Linked DNA regions of Homo sapiens: region 1 is linked to region 2. A link is an interaction called in ENCODE POLR2A ChIA-PET data of the cell type or tissue named here. Cell type or tissue: MCF 10A. All regions are shown on one strand. Links, peaks and the distances in the headings refer to the core of each region. The heading gives the core; the rest is flanking DNA. Region 1 has its middle 58 kb from the start of PIAS1. Region 2 has its middle 46 kb from the start of RNU6-1.

Region 1 (10,426 bases), core at 1-8,000, 110 kb before region 2:
ATCCAGGGGTAACATTTCAGAGTCATTTCGTATGAGATGGTCAGCTTTATATAATGATATTATTTAGTTCTTTAAAACAGATCCCTATTAGATACCATGAGCTCTCAATGCCTTCAATCATTTATACATTTGCTTGAGTTCCCTCATCTCTCTTGTGCTCCAGAAGCCATGGCAGGGAGCAGAAAGATCCGGTGGACAAGAGGGACAGAGAAAAGGATGGGCCTGAGGAATGGCCCCAGGAAGGAAATGGAGGAAGTCTGGATTGTTTAGCTGCACCAGGGTCATCCAGGACCTGACTGCATCCTGACTTTTGGGCCCCATCCATGCACCACCTTGTGCCCCACATACTCCAGATTACTCCTCGTGTCTCTGCTGGGGCTGTCCCCATGCCTTGCATATCCTTTCCTGCCTCCTCCGCCTATCAAAAACTTCCTGACTTTTAAGGCCCAGTTCACACGCTGCCTCCTCCCAGAGCCTTGAGCCCCACAGCCTTTGGTTGGTCATTGTCTGGCAATCATCGTCTCCTTTGCTTCTAGAATCTTCTTGAGAGCAGGAGCCAGAGGAAAAACTGTCCTATCGTTCACCAGAAAATTCACACAATCCACAGTCATGTGCCCAGTTTGCACATGGAACAGTACAGAGGAACATATGACGCATTCCATCCTGCTCTCGCAGGCTTGAGGTATAGAGGACAAACCTAGGCCCTCAGAGTACAGGGATCCTGACTCCAGCACTTAGCAGCTGATCCATTTAGCCACTTAATCCTACTTTCTCATTTACAAAAAAAAAAAAAAAAAATCTTAATACCTACCTCAAGAAGTTGATGGATTAGATGAGCTCATGTCAGAGCCTGACACATAGTAGGCTCCCAACACATGTTCTTTCTCTTTCCCACTTGCACCCAATGCAGTGACTTGCACATCAAGGTGCTCAATAATATTTGTTAAATGAACTAAGCCTTTACTCTTCTGGTGGGTCCTATCAGGGCTGCCCTGGCTCATCATTCTTGGCTTGGTTCTTTTTCTTAAGCTTTGAACTTTGGCTAGATCTGAACTAATGGTGTCCTTTTACCACATCTGATCTCCCTGTGGGAAGTCACAAGCACTCTGGAGAGTGCTTGACCCATCCAAAGAAAGTAGCTTGTGGTCAGCTCCATCCAAATGTCAAAAGCCAGAATCTTCCGATTTTCAAGAGAATCCCCAAATTGGGGTTTTAATGAATAGCTTTTGATATTTAAATGCTTGCAACAGATTTCTTTTTCTTTTTCTTGAGTTGGAGTCTCACTGAGTCACCCAGGCTGGAGTGCAGTGGCGAGATCTTGGCTCACTGCAACCTCCACCTCCCAGATTCAAACAATTCTCCTGCCTCAGCCTTCCGAGTAACTGGGATTACAGGCGTGCACCACCATGCCCTGCTAATTTTTGTGTTTTTAGTGGAGACGAGGCTTCACCACATTAATCAGGCTGGTCTCAAACTCCTGACTTTAAGTAATCCCCCCAGCTCAGCGTCCCAAAGTGCTGGTATTACAGGCATGAGCCACTGTGCCCGCAGATTACTTTTTTTTTTTTTAACATCATATAGGACTAATTGGAAGTGTCTAACTCTGGCTTTGGCCAGTGGGCAGCCAGTTTGCAGCCTTCACTTAAAGCCAGCCACTATGCGCCCATTTTCACGTGGCCATGGAGGTAATTGCCCTTAGCCTTAAGAAGAAGGCTTTTACACAGGGCTTCTAGGAATCCTCTCCACTGAGGTTACCCCAGGCTAAAGGCTAAGGGAAGGGGAAGAAAGCCAATACTTATAGATACACCCCACAGAATACACCCACAATCTCCCTTGATTCCTACAGCAGCCCTGTGAATTAGGTGTTATCATCACCCCATTTGACAGAGGAGGAGACAGAAGTGCAGAGATATTAGATCATTTGCCAAAATTCCACTTTGCTGCTAAGTTATAGCATTGGGATTTGAGCCCAGGACTGCCTGACTAGTCTATAAATTCTGACTAGACTATAAATTAATAAAGAAAAGGGAGAAATGGTACCTTATTCTCTGTATCCTTCCAAACACAGGACTGGGCATGCACATAGTTAGTGCTCAGTAGGCACTGTTGATTGAAGTTCAATTGATTGACTGAGTAAAGACATGCTTATGGCCATATCTTCTCAACACTTAAACAAGAATTTGAAATTTGGCTTGTCTGTCTATGCCAGATAGACAAACTCCCCCATCGAATAAGAAAAAAAAGCCACACCCATATAAATAAATTGAATTGTCGGAATTGAGTCATTGTTGTGGCATCAAACAGATGTAGAGCAAATATTTAAAAGAGTAGAGTTGTGTGGGCTGGGCACAGTGGCCCATGCTTGTAATCCCAACACTTTGGGAGGCCGAGGAGGGAGGAGTTCAAGAACAGCCTGGACAACATAGTGAGACCACACCTCCATAAAAAAATTGAAAATTTTAGGCTAGGCAGAGTGGCTCATGCCTATAATCCCAGCACTTTGGCAGGCTGAGGTGGGAGGATCACTTGAGCCCAGTTCAAGGCCAGCATGGGCACCATAAGGAGACCCTTTATCTTGGAAAAACAAACAGAAAGAAAATAAAAGAATAGAATTGTGATTTCCTACCAGCTTTCTATAATCTGTTCCTATTTTCCCAATTCCTCATTCCTCCAAAAGAACATTTTTCACAGTTAAAAAATAATCTCCAATTATTCTTTCATGAGCACGTCCTGAGTGGGATTCCATAGCTTATAAACTTTCAGTTAGTGTGAGTGGCTGATGATGATGACAATGATGCCTCAACTATGCACAGTGATTAATATCTCAATGTCAGTATTTCACAATATGGAGCTCAAGTTACAGTCTTAAACCAGGGGAAAAACATGAGAGGTATTTTTAGTGAAAATCCTTGTTGAAAGACTCCCCACCTATAGAAACATACAGAATAGCTGCAGGGGAGTAGATCATCGTTTTCCTAAAATTTTGGCAAGAAACTGTGAGGAGTCCTGATAAGGCTGGCAACACGGAAGAATATTTTTTCCTCTTGGTGGCACCCAGCCAGCTCCTGGCAGCCCTGTGCCAGCTTCCCAGAGCTGCAAATGGCTTGGAGCAATTTTATCTTGACTTTATTATCCTAACTCACAACCTATAGAAGCAATAAAAGAGAAAACACGACGGAGGAAATGTGAAGCAGTAGCAATGGGCCATGACCAATTTAAGATGAAGTTCAAAATGCACAACCGAGCTACAGACTTAGTCCAAATTTGAACTTAGTAGGTACTAAGGTGGATAAGCCCCCCAAAATGTAGTGGCGTTAGAAAAATACAAGGAAAAGAACTATAATATTCCTTGGACTCCACGTGGGGCCAGACAGGCAGAGATTCTTTTTCCTCCCTCTTGGGAGACTTGAAATGGAAGTCATGGATGATAAAAATGATTTTCTATGTAATTCATAGGGCTATAATATCATCTGTAGCATTACAAGTGATTGTAATACTACAGACACTGATCATCATTGATTCATGCATTAATTTATGAAATATGTTATGACATCCACTCTGCCCTTAAATAGCTCACAGTCCAGGGAGGGGCTTAGTCATGAAAACAAATAGTTAGAAGACAAAATGATAAGTTAGGTCAGGCATGATGACTCATGCCTATAATCCCAGCCCTTTGGGAGGCCAAGGCAGGTGGATCACTTGAGCCCAGGAGTTCAAGACCAGCCTGGACAACATAGTGAGACCTTGCCTCTACAAAAAATAAAAATACATTAGCCGAGTATGGTGGCACACACCTGTGGTCCCAGCTACTGGGAAGGCTAAGGCAGAAGGATTACTGAAGCCCAGAAAATTGAACCTACAGTGAGCTGTGATCATGCTACTGTACCCCAGCATGGGCAACACAGCGAGACCCTGTCTCAAAAAACAAACAAGCAAAACCCAAAATAAGTTATACAACAAAAAGATGGGATGCAGAGAGGAAAGAGTCTGATTTATCCCTTGAGGATAGCAAGCTGGGTGAAAACCTGAGATTCTGGGGCTGAGACAGGGAATTCTTCTTCATAGAGAGTTGGGCCACTAGAACCAGAAGTTTGAACCATGTCCAGGATCCATGCAGAAAATTAAAGTCAAAGGCAGAAGGAAAGTCCTAGGGCAGGAGGACAAGACAAATGGTTCAGAGGCAGCTTGCATTGCTGGAGCACAGAGCTCCAAATCCTGGAACCAAGGAGACCAGATTGATCACAAAAAGGTAGAGTCAGCATCAATTGCCTGAGTAATTCCCTCAGTCCCAGCAGCCCTGTCACTTCTTTGGGCCCCACCTCATGATCAAGCAACCAATGAGTTAAGATGGCCCAACAGGGGCCCCAGGACCACACTTCATGCCAGGCCTGCTTCTGTGTGGATTGCTTCTACATGCTGGTCAGGGGAGTGATGTGAGAGTAGATCAGCTAGCTTGGAGGGCTAAGGATGCAATGAAGGCAGAGCCTTGCCCTTGCTCTTGGGGGGAAAGGGGGATGTTTTCTCAGAGACACTGATAAACAGGCAGGTGTTCATCTGGTAGAAATAGGAAGTGAGGGAGTGGCATGTGTAAAGGCAGGAAGCGTGTGACAGGCTGGGCAATGGGCTGGAGGGGTCATGGCTACCCATGAGCATCAGCCAGTTGAGTTGAGCTATTTGGGGGACCCTTGGGTATGGCCTTGGTTACAGGTATAGGACTTTATCCCATAGACAAAGAGAAGGAAGATGTTCTCTTCAATTAAGAAGTGGTTCTGGGCCGGGCACGGTGGCTCATGCCTGTAATCCCAGCACTTTGGGAGGCCAAGGCAGGCGGATCATGAGGTCAAGAGATCGAGACAATCCCGGCCAACACGGTGAAACCCCGTCTCTACTAAAAATACAAAAATTAGCTGGGCATGGTTGTGTGTGTCTGTAATCCCAACTACTCAGGAGGCTGAGGCAGGAGAATTGCTTGAACCTGGGAAGCGGAGGTTGCAATGAGCCAAGATCGCACCACTGCCCTCTAGCCTGGCGACAGAGCAAGACTTTGTCTCAAAAAAAAAAAAAAAAAAAAAATTAAAAAGAAAGAAAGAAGTGGTTCTGAATCCTCAGGTGCCCAGGAGCTCTCATTGCCCTGCTAGATAGGCCTGAAACCTGGCAGTCACCATGCTCTTCTCCGTGTCCCAGAGAACAAGCCACCAGGAAATAGAAGGGAGTTGTTTGCTGCCATTTCACTGCCTCTGCGCTGAGTAGGGATGCAGATAGATGTTCCAGCTACAGGGCAGCTTTGAGAGAGTGCCCAGAGGGCTGCAGACATCAGCAGCACCCCATGACCACACCAAAGAGGCCTCAGGAGAGAAAGCAGTTCCACTGTCCCTAATCCTAGGACACAGCCATTTCTCTAGGCCTTGACCTGTGACCTCCCAGACTCCCAAGAGGCCCACAGTCTGTGACTGATCAAGAGGTAGTTTCACATTTGTCCTTTGTGGCAAATAATACATCCTCATATTAAAAGAAAGCTAGCTTACTAGGGATACAGCTCATTTGTCCCTGGTCTGGCCCTTGGGGAAAGAGCTTGATTGTATCCAAAGCATAAGCATCGTCTAAAAATCCAACAGACTTTCTTTCCTTCCCATCAATGTATAAATTCACCTGAAACACTGCTTTAGAACGGTCAAACCTTCAGGGCTTCCAGAGGACTACTCCACCCAGCCTCAAGACAGCCCTGTGAGGGGGGGAAAATGAGGCGCAGCAAGGCCAAGGCCCACTGCTCATGAAGCTGAGCTTCAAACCCAGACCTGCCAGACACCCAGTCCATGCATTTCCCACAGGCCCACAGGGTTGCTCCTCCTAAACGGGCGGAGAAGCAAAGGCTGCTCTTTCCAAGGCTCTGTGGGTCCAGCAGAACATTTGCTTGTCAGGTCAGGTGAGTTTATTCATCTTATAATTTAAACCAGACTGGGCCTTAAAGACAACACCTCATGAGGTTGAAAAGTATGTGGGGAGGGAGGGTTCATAATAATATTTTGCATTAATAGGGGTCTCTGTTTTCCCAAGCATTTTACAGTTCCCACTGAACTGGGTCTTCCAGCCCTCCTGTGAGAGAGTCAGAGCATTTCTTACCTCCAGCTCCTTCAGAGGATTAGGGCAGAGGGCAGCCAGCCTGCTTCACCTGAGCTGGCCCAAACCTCAGCTGCTTCCCCTTAAGGGGTTCCAGTCCCTCAGTGTCACTACCAGCAAGGAGGTTTGAACGGCAGGGTCTCTTCAACACCACATGCTCCCCCTGATGGCTTGCGAGGACCATCTGAGTCCTCACTCCTGATCCTGTTGGGAGCAAGTGCCTTTTCTCACAGGAGGGAGAGGCCACTCTCCTCCTCTGCCTGACCTCTTTATCTCCACAGCAATGTCATATGAGGCGAAACTAGGAGGATAAGATATCTAGGGGAATCTCTGTGTAGTAGTGGGAAACATTTTAAGCTTGCGTGCTATATAATTTTTCATAGTTTGACGGAGCACATCAATAAGTTAAACCCTCCCCAGGGCTGCCATGTTGCACAACTCAGTCCTACCTGGGGCCCTACCAGTCTCTAATCCTGTGCCCCAGCCTCAGGCTTCTCTGAGAAAGCTTCCTCCTTTGTGCTTCTGCCTTACAGATCTGACTTGCACATCTTTTTACTCTGGCTTGCAAATCTTCTCCCACTTTTCAGGAAATCTCACCTTCAAAGTCTAGGGCTTGATCTTACCCCAAAGCATCTCCTTCTCCTCAATACCATTCTTTAAGTCTGAGTTATTGAGTCTGGGATGATATCCAGGGTCAGCAGGACTGATCACAGTCAGCAGAGGCACACTGTTCCATAAAACAGAACTACCATCCGGAGGATCAGGTATGCTTCTTTATTTTTCTGATTAACCAGGGCATAACTTTTATTTTATTTTATTTTACTTTGAGATGGAGTCTTGCTCTGTCACCCAGTCTGGAGTGTAGTGACACAATCACAGCTCACTGCAAGCGCTGCCTCCCGAGTTCAAGTGATTCTCCTGCCTCAGCCTCCCAAGTAGCTGCGATTACAGGTGTGTGCCAGCACACCTGGCTAATTTTTGTATTTTTAGTAGAGACAGGGTTTCATCATGTTGGCCAGACTAGTCTTGAACTCCTGACCTCAAGTGATCTGCTTGCCTCGGCCTCCCAAAGTGCTGGGATTACAGGTGTGAGCCACCACGCCCGGCCACCAGTGCATAACTTTTATTAGGTTGGTGCAAAAGTAATTTCAGTTTTTGCCATTAAGTAATGGATAAATTAGATAGATTGGATACACACATATCTGTAATGTTTTCAGTCTAAAGTCCTAAAACCAAACGAAGCCTGCAAACATCTTCTATTTGGCCAGTATTATGAGTTTTTTTTTGTTTTTGGTTTTGGTTTTGTTTTTTTTGAGACTGAGTCTTGCTCTGTCGCCCAGGCCGGAGTGCAGTGGCGTGATCTCGGCTCACTGCAAGCTCCACCTCCTGGGTTCATGCCATTCTCCTGCCTCAGCCTCCTGAGTAGCTGGGACTACAGGTGCCCGCCACCACGGCCCGGCTAATTTTTTTGTATTTTTAGTAGAGACGGGGTTTCACCGTGTTAGCCGGGATGGTCTCGATCTCCTGACCTCATGATCCGCCTATCTCGGCCTCCCAAAGTGCTGGGATTACAGGTGTGAGCCACCGCGTCCGGCTGGCCAGTACTACGTTTTTAAAAATACCTGAGAATTGGAAATCCTTTAGGTAGGACAGGCACTCTCAGCCACAGTCCCCACTGCTCCCTGCTGCCCTACACCCAGGCTGATTCACTTATTTATATTATCTGTGTTGCCCTTAGAGGCATCTGTGTTTGCAACCACTCTTCCAAATCCACAAAGAAGGAAAACATCTAATTGTCCCCTAGTTTGCAACCGTGCTTCTCTCTCAGTGGAGTTGGTATTGCACATTCTTAGCAGCAATGTGCTTGATCCTTTCCTTAAGCCTCCTTCTGCCTAGAAAGCACCACAATAGGCTTGCTTGGCCCTGCTGGGATTGTAACATTTCATTACTGAGCTGCTTGTTTCCTAGAGATTACTCTTCTAATTGTACAAATACACAGTCAAATCTTTGAAGCTGACTCTGGAGTTGGGGGACAAGTAACAAGCACTATATCCTTAACTCCAAGCAGGGTAGGAGGGAAGTTCTGACCTAACCCCAGGACTGACCTTCAGATTATGCTTTCTTGGCCAGGTGTGGTGGCTTACGCTTGTAATCCCACCATTTTAGGAGGCTGAGGCAAGCAGATCACTTGAGGTCAGGAGTTCGAGACCAGCCTGGCCAACATGGTGAAACCCCATCTCTACTAAAAATACAAAAATTAGTCAGGCATGGTGGCATGTGCCTGTAATCCCAGTTACTTGGGAGGCTGAGGCAGGAGAATTGCTTGAACCCAGGGGGCAGAGGTTGCACTGAGCCAAGATCACACCACTGCACTCCAGCCTGGGTGACAGAGCGAGACTCTGTCTGAGAAGAAAAAAAAGCTTATTATTTCTTTTTAATGTGAGCAAAAGGGAGTTGCCCTGAATCAATTCTCTTGGAGTTGGGAGAGTGAAGGGACAGCCAACAACATCCTTACAGTGGAGGATTCAGGTCAGATTAAATGGGGGTCCCAACTTTTGCAATGTGAGCCACTCTCCACACCAAACTCTTCATTTCCACAGCCTGGCAGACATGATCAAGCGATTGCAGCACTCTTTCCCACCATCCTGGGCTGCTCTCTCACAGGCATTCTCAGTCTATCACTCTGGGCGGCCACCACAGCTTGATCAAAGGTGATAGTCATGGTGAAACCTATTTCCTGTTCTTGATGTAATGGGAAGTACACTGGGCAGCTAATAAAAGACCTGGATTCTGGGTCTGACCCTGCCTGCCACTGACTCACTGGGCAAGGCTGTTTACATCTTTAGACCTGTTTCTTACATGAGGTAGTTTAGCAGGTAATTAATTGGTTCCAATCTGATGTCAAGGCTGAGTGGCACTGATGATTTGGGTGAGGAGGGCTGAAGGATTTCAGAAAAGAAAGGATCACTGTGGGTCCGTAGCCCCGGGAGGGTCTCTAAATTAGTAGCATCCACGCCAAAGCTGATGGACATTTTTAGAGGGAGTTTCAAGTACGTGGAATCTGCAAAGGCATGGATGTGAGAATGTACTGAACAGGGAGAGGGCCTATAAATGAGCAATAGTCACTTGAATTCCTATGCTACTAAAATCTCAGATTTCACCACTGTGCAATTCATCCATGTAACCAAAAACCTCTTGTACCCCAAGTGCTATTGAAATAAAAAATAAAAAGGAAAAAAACTCCTAGGCTAGATGCATGCATTCTTTCTCTCAATAAACATTTCCTGTATTCTACGTGTTGGGCATTTTGCTAGGTGCTGAGATCCTCCTATGAACAAGGCAGGAGCTACTAGTACTGTAAGCTAGCTTTTTTTTTTTTTTTTTTTTTGGTAAATAGAGATGGGATCAGGCTGGTCTCAAACTCCTGGCCTCTCGCCTTGGCCTCCCAAAATGCTGGGATTACAGGCATGAGCCACCATGCCCAGCCCAAGCTAGCTTTTTACCCACAACAAACATAAATATGACTGGAAACAAGTGCCCTGTGGCCCTTCTGGAGGAGTGAAGAGATGCATTTTAACAGTGCAGTAAGTAGGGCCAAGTAATCTAACTTGCCCTCAGCATTTGCAGTGAAGATAAGTGATGTACTTCATGTAAAAGGCACTTTGCAGACTGTAAAATCCTCCACAGATGTCTATCAATCTCAGTTGTAACAATAATAACAATAGGATGAGGTGCTGATAGTGGAATTCTAGGAGAGGGCCCTCAAATTTGGCAAAAGACACTCAAAGCCCCTAGCAATCAACTCATCAGAGTAAAGCTAGTATTGACCCTTGCTCCCTGACCTATCACCTTCAACATTTTGACCCAGTTTAGGCTTCCCTTTTAAAAGCTCATAGAAATATTTCCTCACTATAATTACAAGCGAGGCTCAGGATTTCTCTGTTGTAAGAAGAGCTGGTAGAAAAGGGGCAATTAGGCCAGGCTGCAGGGGCTCATGCCGGTAATCTCAGCACTTTGGGAGGCCAAGGTGGGTGGATCACAAGGTCAGGAGTTCGAGACCAGCTTGGCCAAACATGGTGAAACCTCGTCTCTACTAAAAATACAAGAATTAGCCAGGCATGGTGGGACGCGCCTGTAGTCCCAGCTACTTGGGAGGCTGAGGCAAAAGAATTGCTTGAACCCGGGAGGCAGAGGTTGCAGTAAGCCAAGATCACACCACTGCACTCCAGCCTGGGTGACAGAATGAGACCCCTTCTCAAGGAAAAAAAAAAAAAAAGGAAAGGGACAATTAACCAAGGCACATAATGAA
Region 2 (10,261 bases), core at 2,262-10,261:
AACTAGGTAGGTCTCTCCACAGGGCTGCTTGAGTGTCCTCATGGCGTGGTGGCTGGCTTCCCTGAGACAATCCAAGAGAACAAAGACAGAAGCTGCAATGTCTTTTAGAACACAGCCTCAGAAGACATACAGTTATTATTACACATGCCAGCCCCAATGAGCACAGGAGGGACTAGTCAAGGGGAGTGAATACACCTCATGAGAACCACTAGGGCCAGGTAGGAGGCTGGCTGCCCAGACTCCTGATCTCTTCCTCTCCAGCTGTCTTGTACTCATTATGGCCTCAGTCTCCTGCTGCCATGGTCAGGCCCTGGACTGTCAGCAATGACTGCTTCACCACCTTAAAATCATCATTTTTAGCACCCCACCTCACTCTTTGGCCAACCCTTCCAATATTTCCAGCTCTCTCACTCTAGTATCCTGACTCAATAACTCTTCAACCCCAGCCAGAGTTCCTAATGTTTTCACTACCTATCCCTTCACTTATCTTCTCACTTTCTTAATTATCCCTTTAGATTCTAACACAATAACCACTCCTGGCCCCTCTCTTCCTCATTATATTGTCCTGAAAAATGGCCAGAGCAAATTCCCTTCACCTGAGCAGCTAGATGTGACTGGAAGAAAACAACTCTGTCCACTAATCTCTCTTTACATTTATGACCACAAACCTCAAGTGGGCCATCAGCACTCATTCATGTCTCTACTCTCAAACACAAATTATTTCATATCTTCTTGTTTTTTAGAAAACATCCCATCCCATCCCCAATCCACTCTCAGCTTCACACCTGACAACCTCACCCATTCCTTTGAAATAAAAGCAGCATCCAGGAGAGCCACCTCATCTTCCCACCACCAAAGGAAACAGCCTACCTGCATCTGTACCAGTGACCTTTCTCCATCCTGCAAAGTCATATGGTTTGACTCTGTGTCCCCACCCAAATCTCATGTCAAATTGTAATCAGGGGAGGAAGCTGGTGGGAGGTGATTGCATCATGAGGGTGGTTTCCCCCATGCTGTTCTCATGATAGTGATTGAGTTCTCAAGAGATCTGGATCTGATGGTTTAAAAGTGTGTGGCAGTTCCCTGCTCGTTTTCTCTCTCCTGCCACCATGTAAGACATACCTTGCTTCTCTTTTGCCTTCCACCATGACTGTAAGTTTCCTGAGGCCTCCCCTGCCATGCAGAACTGTGAGTCAATTAAACCTCTTTCCTTTATAAATTACTTAGTTTTAGATAGTTTTTTATAGCAATGTGAAAACAGACCAATACACAAAGAATGGACCACTTCATCGTCAGTGTGCTGGATCCCATTTTCTCTCCCAGAAAATGGGATCTGTGACTCAAGGCCATCAGCACATCTTGTTAGATGCTGGAGTTGGGGAGTAATACAAAGCAAGGGAGGGCAGCCACATGGAGTGTGCACACCAAGGTCAGTCAGCCAAAGAAGAGAAGACTAGAGGAGGCAGGGAGAAGTAGATGGTAAGCCCCAGAGAGAAAAAAGAGGCCCCTGTATTCCCGGCTTTCTGCACTGCTTCCAGTTCTTCATGAAGCTGACTGGTGTGCAGTTCCAGGAGACACCCCTAAGTCCTCGAAACAAAGTATCTGGTACATAAGTCAGCTTCAGTGGATCTCTGTGGTTTTCAACTGAAGGAGCCCATTTATTCCCTATGTTTGGGGATAGAAAGCTGTCTAGCAGGGTGTCTCCATCAAGTTAATAGTACTCTCTGGGCAAGTGGATTTTAGAGGATTTTAAATGGTTTCTTCATTATACTTTTCTGAATTGTTTGAGTCACTTAAAATGAGCATATATCCGTTTCCTTCCTCTCCCTACCCCACCCTAATCTAATCCATCAACATCTTCTCTCAGCCTCACCTCTGAAATATAATTCAAATCCATCTCTCTTCCTGTCCACTGCCATCATTCTAGCCAAATCTCCATTCTCTCTCTTGCCCAGGTGACTGCAGTAGTCAGGTAATTGGTCCCCCCATTCCTCCCTTGCAAACATTCACTCCATTCCCACAGCAGCCCACAGGATCTTTCTACAATATCAATCCAGCCATGCTACTTCCTTGCTTAAAACCCTTCAGTGGCTTCCCTACACACTGGGAATAAAACCCAATCCTCAGCTCCCTATCTTGCCAAGTGAGTCGTAGGCAAGTTTGAATACAACACTGTGTGAAGAGCATGTATAGAGCCTGGTCCATCACAGCTGCACGTGGAGTGGATGTTCTTGTCCTTACCTCCAGGCTATTCAGCCACTTTCAGGAAGTTCTTTTAGGTTAGAAAGTTCTTAGAAACTGGCCCGTATCTACTCTGCAACTTCATCTTTAGCCACTTGCTCCTTGCTCCCTGTGTCCCTTCCATATTAGCTTCCGATGGTATTTAAAACATATAATACCAAGACACCCTTCTGCCTCCAGGCTTTTGCTCATTCTGGCACCTAGAATATCCCCCACAGTTCCTCCCATGGCTGGCTCCTCGTCTCACAGTGCTCAGTGTTTCAGAGCTGCCTCCTCCAAGGCTGTCCTGACCAAGGTGCCAATCCCCACCACACCCCGAGTATTATCGTCAAGGAAGCCTGTGTTTCCTTTGTAGCTTGTGTCACAACCTGCCATTTGACATTTGCTTGTTGAGTCTGTTTTCTTTCTCTCCCACCAAATTATATGTTTCCCATTGGTTTTATGTGCTTCTTTACTCCCCCAGTGCTTAGGGATGTGTATTGTCTATAAAAGCTCCATAGGTGTTCACTAAGTGAAGTTTAACAAAGAGCCTTCCCTGGTATGCCCAGCTGGAAGCCATCACTGGGTCCTCTGAATTCTCATAGTTCTTCATCTCCCCTTTATTAGAACACATCTTGCTTTGTCTTTTGCACTGGGATTACTTGTACAGAGAGGCAGGGTGGTTAGAACCAGACCCCTGCATTCAAATTCCAACCCTGCTACTCCCAGGGTCCAGAACAGTGCCTGGCACAGAGAAAACAACATAAAGAGTTAGTACTACTGTGCTTTGCATTATCCCCCAGCAGGAGCCAAACTAAAGTGTTTTGAGGGTAACATTACACATATGACCAGGCACAGTGGCTCACGCTTGTAACCCTAGCACTTTAGGAGGCCAAGGCAAGAGGATTGCTTGAGCTCGGGAGTTCAAGACCAATCTGGGCAACATAGTGAGACCTTGTCTCTATAAATTAATATTTTTTTAATTAAAAAAACTATACATAGGATTTAGTATTTGATAACTTCCCCAAGCCTAGCTCAGGACACAAAGTAGATGCTCAATAGACAATAAATAAGAGCGCTAAGTGCAGTGGCTCATGCCTGTAATTCCAGCACTTTGGGAGGCCAAGGTGGGAGGATCCCTTGAGCCCAGGAGTTCAAGATCAGCCTAGGCAATACAGTGAGGACTTGTCTCTAATAAAAAATAAAAAGGCCGGGCATTGTGGCTCACACCTGTAATCCTAGCACTTTGGGAGGCCGAGGCCAGCAGATTGCCTGAGCTCAGCAGTTCGAGACCAGCTTGGGCAACGTGGCAAAACCCCATCTCTACTAAAAATACAAAAAATTAGCTGGGTGTGGTGGCACACACCTGTAATCCCAGCTACTCCAGGAGGCTGAGGCATGAGAACCACTTGAGCCCAGGAGGTGGAGGTTGCAGTGAGCCAAGATTGCACCACTGCACTATAGCCTGGGCAACAGAGTGAAACTCTGTCTCCAAAAACAATAAATAAAATAAAATAAATAGGCTGAGGACAGTGACTCACACCTGCAATCCTAGCACTTTGGGAGGCTGAGGCGGGTGGATCACAAGGTCAGGAGATCCAGAACATCTTGGCTAACATCTTGGCTAAACCCCACCTCTACGAAAAATACAAAAATTAGCCAGGCGTGATGGCACGCCCCTGTAGTCCCAGCTACTCAGGAGGCTGAGGCAGGAGAATCATTTGAACCTAGGAGGCAGAGGTTGCAGTGAGCCAAGATCGCGCCACTGCACTCCAGCTTGAGCGACAAGAGCAAAACTCCGTCTCAAATAAATAAATAAATAAATAAAAATAAAAATTTAGCTGGGCACAGGGGCTCATGCCTATAATCCCAGCACTTTGGGAGGCTGAGGTGGGTGGATCATTTTGTTAAGCTCAGGAGTTAAAGACCAGCCTGGGGAACACGGCGAAACCCCCAGGCGTGGTGGTGTGCACCTGTATGCAGGATGCTGAGGCAGGACGATTGCTTGAGGTTGAGGTTGCAGGGAACCATGATTGCCCCACTGCACTCCAGCCTGGGCAAAAGAGTGAGATCCTGTCTCTAAAAAAATAAATAAATAATAAAAAGAGCTAAATTTTATTATGAGTTTGTATTGCTCTAGGTTCTAAACTGTTCTAAACATCTTACATGTATCAGCTCATGTAATCCTCACAATAAGTGCCATTATTATTCCCACTTCACAAAGAGGAAACTGACTCATAAGGAATTAAATACTTTATCCAGGGACACCAAGTAATTAAGTGGAGTGGCTGGGATTTGAACACAGGACACAAGCAACTAAGCCTTAACAACTACAAGATACTATCAAGTGTAGACCAAGTTGTTACAGGTTTATGAGGTCAGAATCAAAGAAGACAGCAATCTATGTTGTACAACTGGGGCTGGTTAAATAAACTCTGATAGTATCTTATGTAGCCATTAAAATGATGATATAGATCTACATTTATATTGAATGACATTCATGACTTGTTTGTTTGTTTCTTTACTCCATACCTCACCTGGACTGAAATAATTTTTAAAAGCAAGCCAGAAAGCAGTAAAATAAACCTGCACACAAATGTTTATAGCATCTTTTGCATAATTGCCAAAAACTGGAGGCAATTGAAAAGGTGAATGGATAAACAAATTGTGGTACGTCAGTACTATGGAATATTATTCAGCTATAAATAAGAAATGAGCCATCAAGCCACAAAAAGACATGAAGGAATCTTAAGAGGCATATTGTTTTGTGAAGGAAGCCAGCCTGAAAAGGCAACAGACTATACGATTCCGACTATATGACATTCTGGAAAAGGCCAAACCATAGAAACAGTAAAAAGATCAGTGACTGCATGGGATTAGAGGGTGAGAGGTGAACAAGGGGATCACAGGGGATTTTTTGGGCCAATTGTTCTGTATGATACTGTAATGGTGGATATGCGACATTATGCATTTGTCAAAACGCAAAGAACTTCACGCCACAAAGAGTGAGCCTTAATATAAGCCATGAAATGTAGTGAATACTAATATATCAATACTGGTTTATCAATTGTGACAAATGCAAGATATTAATAACAGGGGAAACTGAGGGAGCGGTGGGAGGTTATATGGGAACGCTGCACTAGCTTCCCAAATTTCTGTTAACTGAAAACTGCTCTAACAACTAAAGTTCGTTAATTTAGAAACAAACAGTATCATCGCAGGATATTTCGTGTTAATGTACATCTGTGTTTTTTGTGTACACAAAAAGTCAGGAAGGACATAACCAGAATTAATAGCAGTTGTCTCAGCCTGGTGGGATTAATAGAGATCTTTCTCCTAGTTCTACTTGTTATTAACAACAGCATGCCTTTATCCTGTAAAGGAGTAAAGTGGGGCAGTGGGGGCTGCCCAGGACCGGGGACCAGCGGGCCCAGGAGCGGTTGCTGCCAAGCGACTCCGTGCCCCTAAGGGCACCGCAGTCCTCAGCGTCTGCTCCGCCCACCCCGTCCCTCAGCCTTTGCAACTGCGGGTCCCGAGGTTAGCAAAGAGACCAGAGAATTCCTCCGGTGCGATTGCGTCTGCACACGCGGCGGGCGACGGGGAGCCGGCAGGGCGGGCGGGGTCGGAAGCGGGGCACAGTGGGGCTCGGCCTGGGGCCGTGGACGCTCCGTGCAGCTGTGGGGAGGCGGGGGCGGCGGCCGCGCCCGCGATGCCTTCAGTTTGCTGGAATGTTCCTGCGGCAGAAGTGTACTTTGTTCCAGGGATGGGGGAGGGCGGAGCGGGGGCTGGGCCCCAGCGCGTCCTGGGACTTGGAAGGCTGCCAGCTTTCCGTTCCCAGGGTGCCTTCTGGCGGGGGCGGGCGTTGTCTGGTTTTCAGCATGGGCCGCTGTGGGGTTCTGGAGGGAACCCCTGGATTCCAGCGCCATCCCTGCCACCGACTAGCTGCAGGTCCCTGCGTGGGGTATCTTAACCTCTCTGGGCCTATATTTCCTCATCTGCAAAATGAGGCTAATCACATTAATAATAATGCTGTGATGGTTATAGCCGGGCACTGCTGTAAAGCACTGTGAGGTGCTCTCTGCTCGCAGCAACCTTTGGAGGTAGGTGCTGTTAATATAACATAATTACACTCTTAGTAGACTAATACTCACTTGCTGCCCAGGCCCTTTGGAAAGCGTAGATGGTCTGGCTGTAGAAAACCTGGTCCAGCCTCCTTCCAAGTAGTAAAACGTGCTATTATTATTTTCACTTTAAAGATAGGGACGCAGGAGCTCAGGAAGGTTAAACAACTTGCCCAAGGGCACACAGCTCCTAAGAGGCCATCCAGGATGCAAACCCAGCACTTTGGGAAGCCAAAGTGGGAGGATCCCTTGAGCTCAGGAGTTCGACACTAACCTGGGCAACATAGTGACACTCCATGATATTTAAAAAATATATTTTAAAAAAGGAAAACAAAAAGGCGGGGGACGCAAACCCAGTTAGTCGGTGAAGAGCCGCCACTCAACCTCTACAGAAACTGCCTCACTGCTAGTGTCTGGAAGCCCCATTATAAGCTTATTTGGACATTGCAATCCATGCAGCAATTCTGGGAGAAGTTTCACAAATAATAATTATTAATACTAAGTAATGATAATTATCACCAATTGAGGGCCATAATTTCAACACCATATATGTGCAACAATTATTTTTCCCATTTTAGAGATGAAAGAATCCAGGCGCCAGGTCACTCCAGTTCAATGGGGTGGAATCCATTCATCCTGAAGCGGAAAGGCAGCAACAACTTAGCTCTCACCTCCTTTGATAGGCAGGCCGACTCCTCCAGAGTCTGATTATGCCAGCCAGCCAGGAAGAGCAGCCCTTCCTTCCCCAGACATTGTCAAAATCAACTTTGCCTTGCCTGGTAATCTGAGGAGCTTCTAAGCTGCGAGGGTGTAAGGAGTCTCAGATGATATCTAACACCAAGCTGGGGAGTTGCTCTCCTCTCCCGGGTCTGCTGCTTCCAGGAGCCCGGTTGCCTGGTGCCTGTGGAAACGTTTCCTCCACTGAGTCTACCCAGAGGATGGAGGCAGAGTGCAAGACAGTTGCCCTAAATTGTGGACAAAAGAGAGCTCTGCAGCCGAAGCTCCGTGTCCCATTATCACTAGGCTCCTGTCCCCTCAATCGTATGACAGAAAAGTCATTGGATTCTCAGCCTCCTCCTCGGGTTAAAAGGCTGCCTTCTTTTAATGCAAATGTTGCCACTGCTTCTGGGCAACCCATCCTCCATATATTCTCAACCTCATGGGAAAGAAAAAAACTCTTATCTTCTGTAGTAAGCTTAAATGTTTCACGAATGAAGACAGTTTGGCAAATAGCCACATATTGCTATTGCTGTCATGTGGGCATGCAGTAGGTGCCGAATAAGTGCTTTGCATATTTGCTCCCTCTGTTCCGAATGTTCTTCCTCTGAATACTGACATGGTTCCCTCCCTCATCTCCTTCAGTTTTTACTCACGTCGCCTTTTCTGTGGGGCCTTCCCTGACCATAATATTTAAATTACACTCTCCCAATAGTCCTGATTCCTTTTCCCTGTTTTATTTTTTCCATAGCACGTATCACTGTCTTACACACTGTTATTTGTATTTATTTCATTTGTTGTCTGTCTTGCCCCCATTAGAATGTAAATTCCAGAAGGGCAGGATTTCTTTCTGTTTTCTTCACCACTGTATCCCCCAATGCCTAGAACTGGAAGGAAGGAAGGGAAGGGGAGAGAATAGCTTCCCTGGCCATTCCAACCCATTGTGGATACCACCCCCTTGGAGAAATGTGCATTTCTTTCCTGCACTATCTACTTGACACTTGGCATATCCTTACCCGCCACCTCAACTCCCTACTCTCCCCCGCCCCTTTGTAACATCTCTTGACAGTAGCTTCCTGTTCTGCTATATGACTTTGCAGATTTGTGTCTCATCTACTTAAGTAGACAGAAAATTTCCTGCCTTACAAGCAGGGGCAGAAGAGATCTGATCTTTGTATCTCCCTAGTACCAAAAACAGGGCTGAATTTCTGTAAGTTCCAGGGCTCCTTAGATTTTAAACAGAAAAAGTCCTCCTTCCTCCATCCCTTCCCCCTCCTTGCTCAGTTCGAATCCTAGTTCATCTCCATTAATATTAGACTTACTACTTAAGTTTGATTTGAAGTTTGATATTTGTTTTAAACCAAATAAATTCACAATGTTTTTGATAAACAACATTCAATATATATCAATGAGGATCAATGTGTGAGCCATTTAATTTCTTAACACAACCACTATATTTTCTCATTAAATGAAACAAAACTGCATACCTTAACTATGTTCTTGCCATAATCTGCACCCTTGATTTTTTCTTTATTCCTAAGAAGAGTTTTGGAGAAATTTCAGTGGCCAAAGTAAGAAAGAGAGGGAGACAAGGAATCTCATTCCCTGGAGGCGAACGAAGCCTGCTGGCTTCCTTTGGTGGTCACCCCACCTTACTCTACCCCTCAAGAATAAGGGAGGTACACAGCTAAAGATAGCTCTTACATAGCATCACACATGATTATAACAAACACCGAATTTGCCCTCTGTCTCCCTCTGCATTTCCCCAGGGCTGGCTCTAAGGTGGGCTGGTGGCACATCCAACTCAGGAGAAGTGGGAGACTGTCCTTGAAAAAAACTAATGACTGTATCATTTTTATCACCTAGGAAAATCTAAAAATGTTCACAAATCAGCATTTAGTTATGTGATTTGAACATGAAATTTCATCATTATATTGCGTGTGTGTGGTGATCTTGGTTCCTGGTATCTGTTAAAATTGAGGTGAAAGGTGCCATTCTGATTGGCTTGAATTTGAGAAAAATACAATTGAACGGGCCCTATATAATTCTCAACAAAAATAACTGCAGAGGCCTGGTATGGTGGCTCATGCCTGTAATCCCAGCACTTTGGGAGGCTGAGGCAGAAGGATTACTTGAGGCCAGGAGTTCAAGATCAGCCTGAGCAACATGGTGAGTCCTGATCTCTACAAAACATTTTAAAAATTAGGCCCGTGCAGTGGCATGCACCTGTGGTCCCAGCTAGTCAGGGGGCTGAGATGGGAGGATCACTTGAACCCAGAAGGTCAAGGCTGCAGTGAGCCATGATCACACCACTGCACTCCAGCCTAGGTGACAGAGTGAGACCTTGTCTCATAAAACAACAACAACAAAAACCCTGCAGGATCCTCATGAGATATGTGGGAGAGATGGATGAATAAATGCAAGCATGAACAGATAGATGAGAGAGGAACTGATCTATGGGTAGGTGGGTAAATTAAGAAATGCACGGATGGCTAAAGAGATGCACAAATGGATAGATAGACATGGTAGGTGATTGGCTATGCCGTGCTCCAGAGGCCCTGGGGCTACCACAGTGCTGACTTCAAAAGTGTTTGCTTACCCTTTGGTCTTCTACCCAAGATTTTGAGCTCCTGGAATGTAGAAATTTAATTGTATTGGTTTTTGTGTCCTGAGCCCCTAGTGCAGTGTCTGGCCCATTAACACAGGTATTAGTCAGGATGTAGTTTTGGCTGCTGTTACATACAACCTCTCATCTGCATGATGGAGCAATGCCAAGTGCACAATGCAGCCAGCAGGAAGGGAAAAAAGAGGAAGGAGAAGGCACACATCCTCTTCAAAGGCACATTTTACTTCTGTTCTCATCCCATAGGCGAGAACTTAGACACATGGCCACACCTAGTCAGAAGCATGCTTGGAAATTTAGTCTTATTCTGGGTGCCTGTGTCCAGTTAATAATCTGTGTTCTAAAAACAGCAGAAACAGGCTGGGCATGATAGCTCCTGCCTGTAATCTCAATACTTTGGGAGGCCAAGGTGGGAGGATCACTCGAGCTCCAGAGTTTGAAACCAGCCTGGGCAACATAATGAGACCCTGTCTTGATTTAAAAAAAAAAAAAAATAGCCCAGAATGGTGATGCATGCCTGTAGTCCCAGCTACTCATGAGGCTGAGGCAGGAGGATCACTTGAGCCTGGGAGGTTAAGGT

Evidence for each region. ChIA-PET counts read pairs that join two places held together with the same protein. Peaks named below come from ENCODE experiments on the same cell type or tissue, not always from the same donor. Only the 100,000 strongest peaks of a DNase experiment are listed, where the experiment ranks them.
Region 1: POLR2A ChIA-PET joins it to region 2 with 12 read pairs; 5 of 35 experiments call an interaction of 5 or more read pairs at or near these places.

Annotation. Positions count from the first base shown.
Region 1 is chr15:67,991,431-68,001,856 of GRCh38, reverse strand. No RefSeq gene overlaps it. Among named protein-coding and RNA genes, the nearest start is that of PIAS1, 58 kb to the left of the region's middle. In MCF 10A, for the core only: no CTCF peak of the experiment used is centred there; DNase peaks (open chromatin) are centred at 3,016 and 3,596.
Region 2 is chr15:67,880,452-67,890,712 of GRCh38, reverse strand. No RefSeq gene overlaps it. Among named protein-coding and RNA genes, the nearest start is that of RNU6-1, 46 kb to the right of the region's middle. RefSeq lists a cis regulatory region at 7,892-8,392. In MCF 10A, for the core only: no CTCF peak of the experiment used is centred there; DNase peaks (open chromatin) are centred at 3,762, 5,842 and 9,822.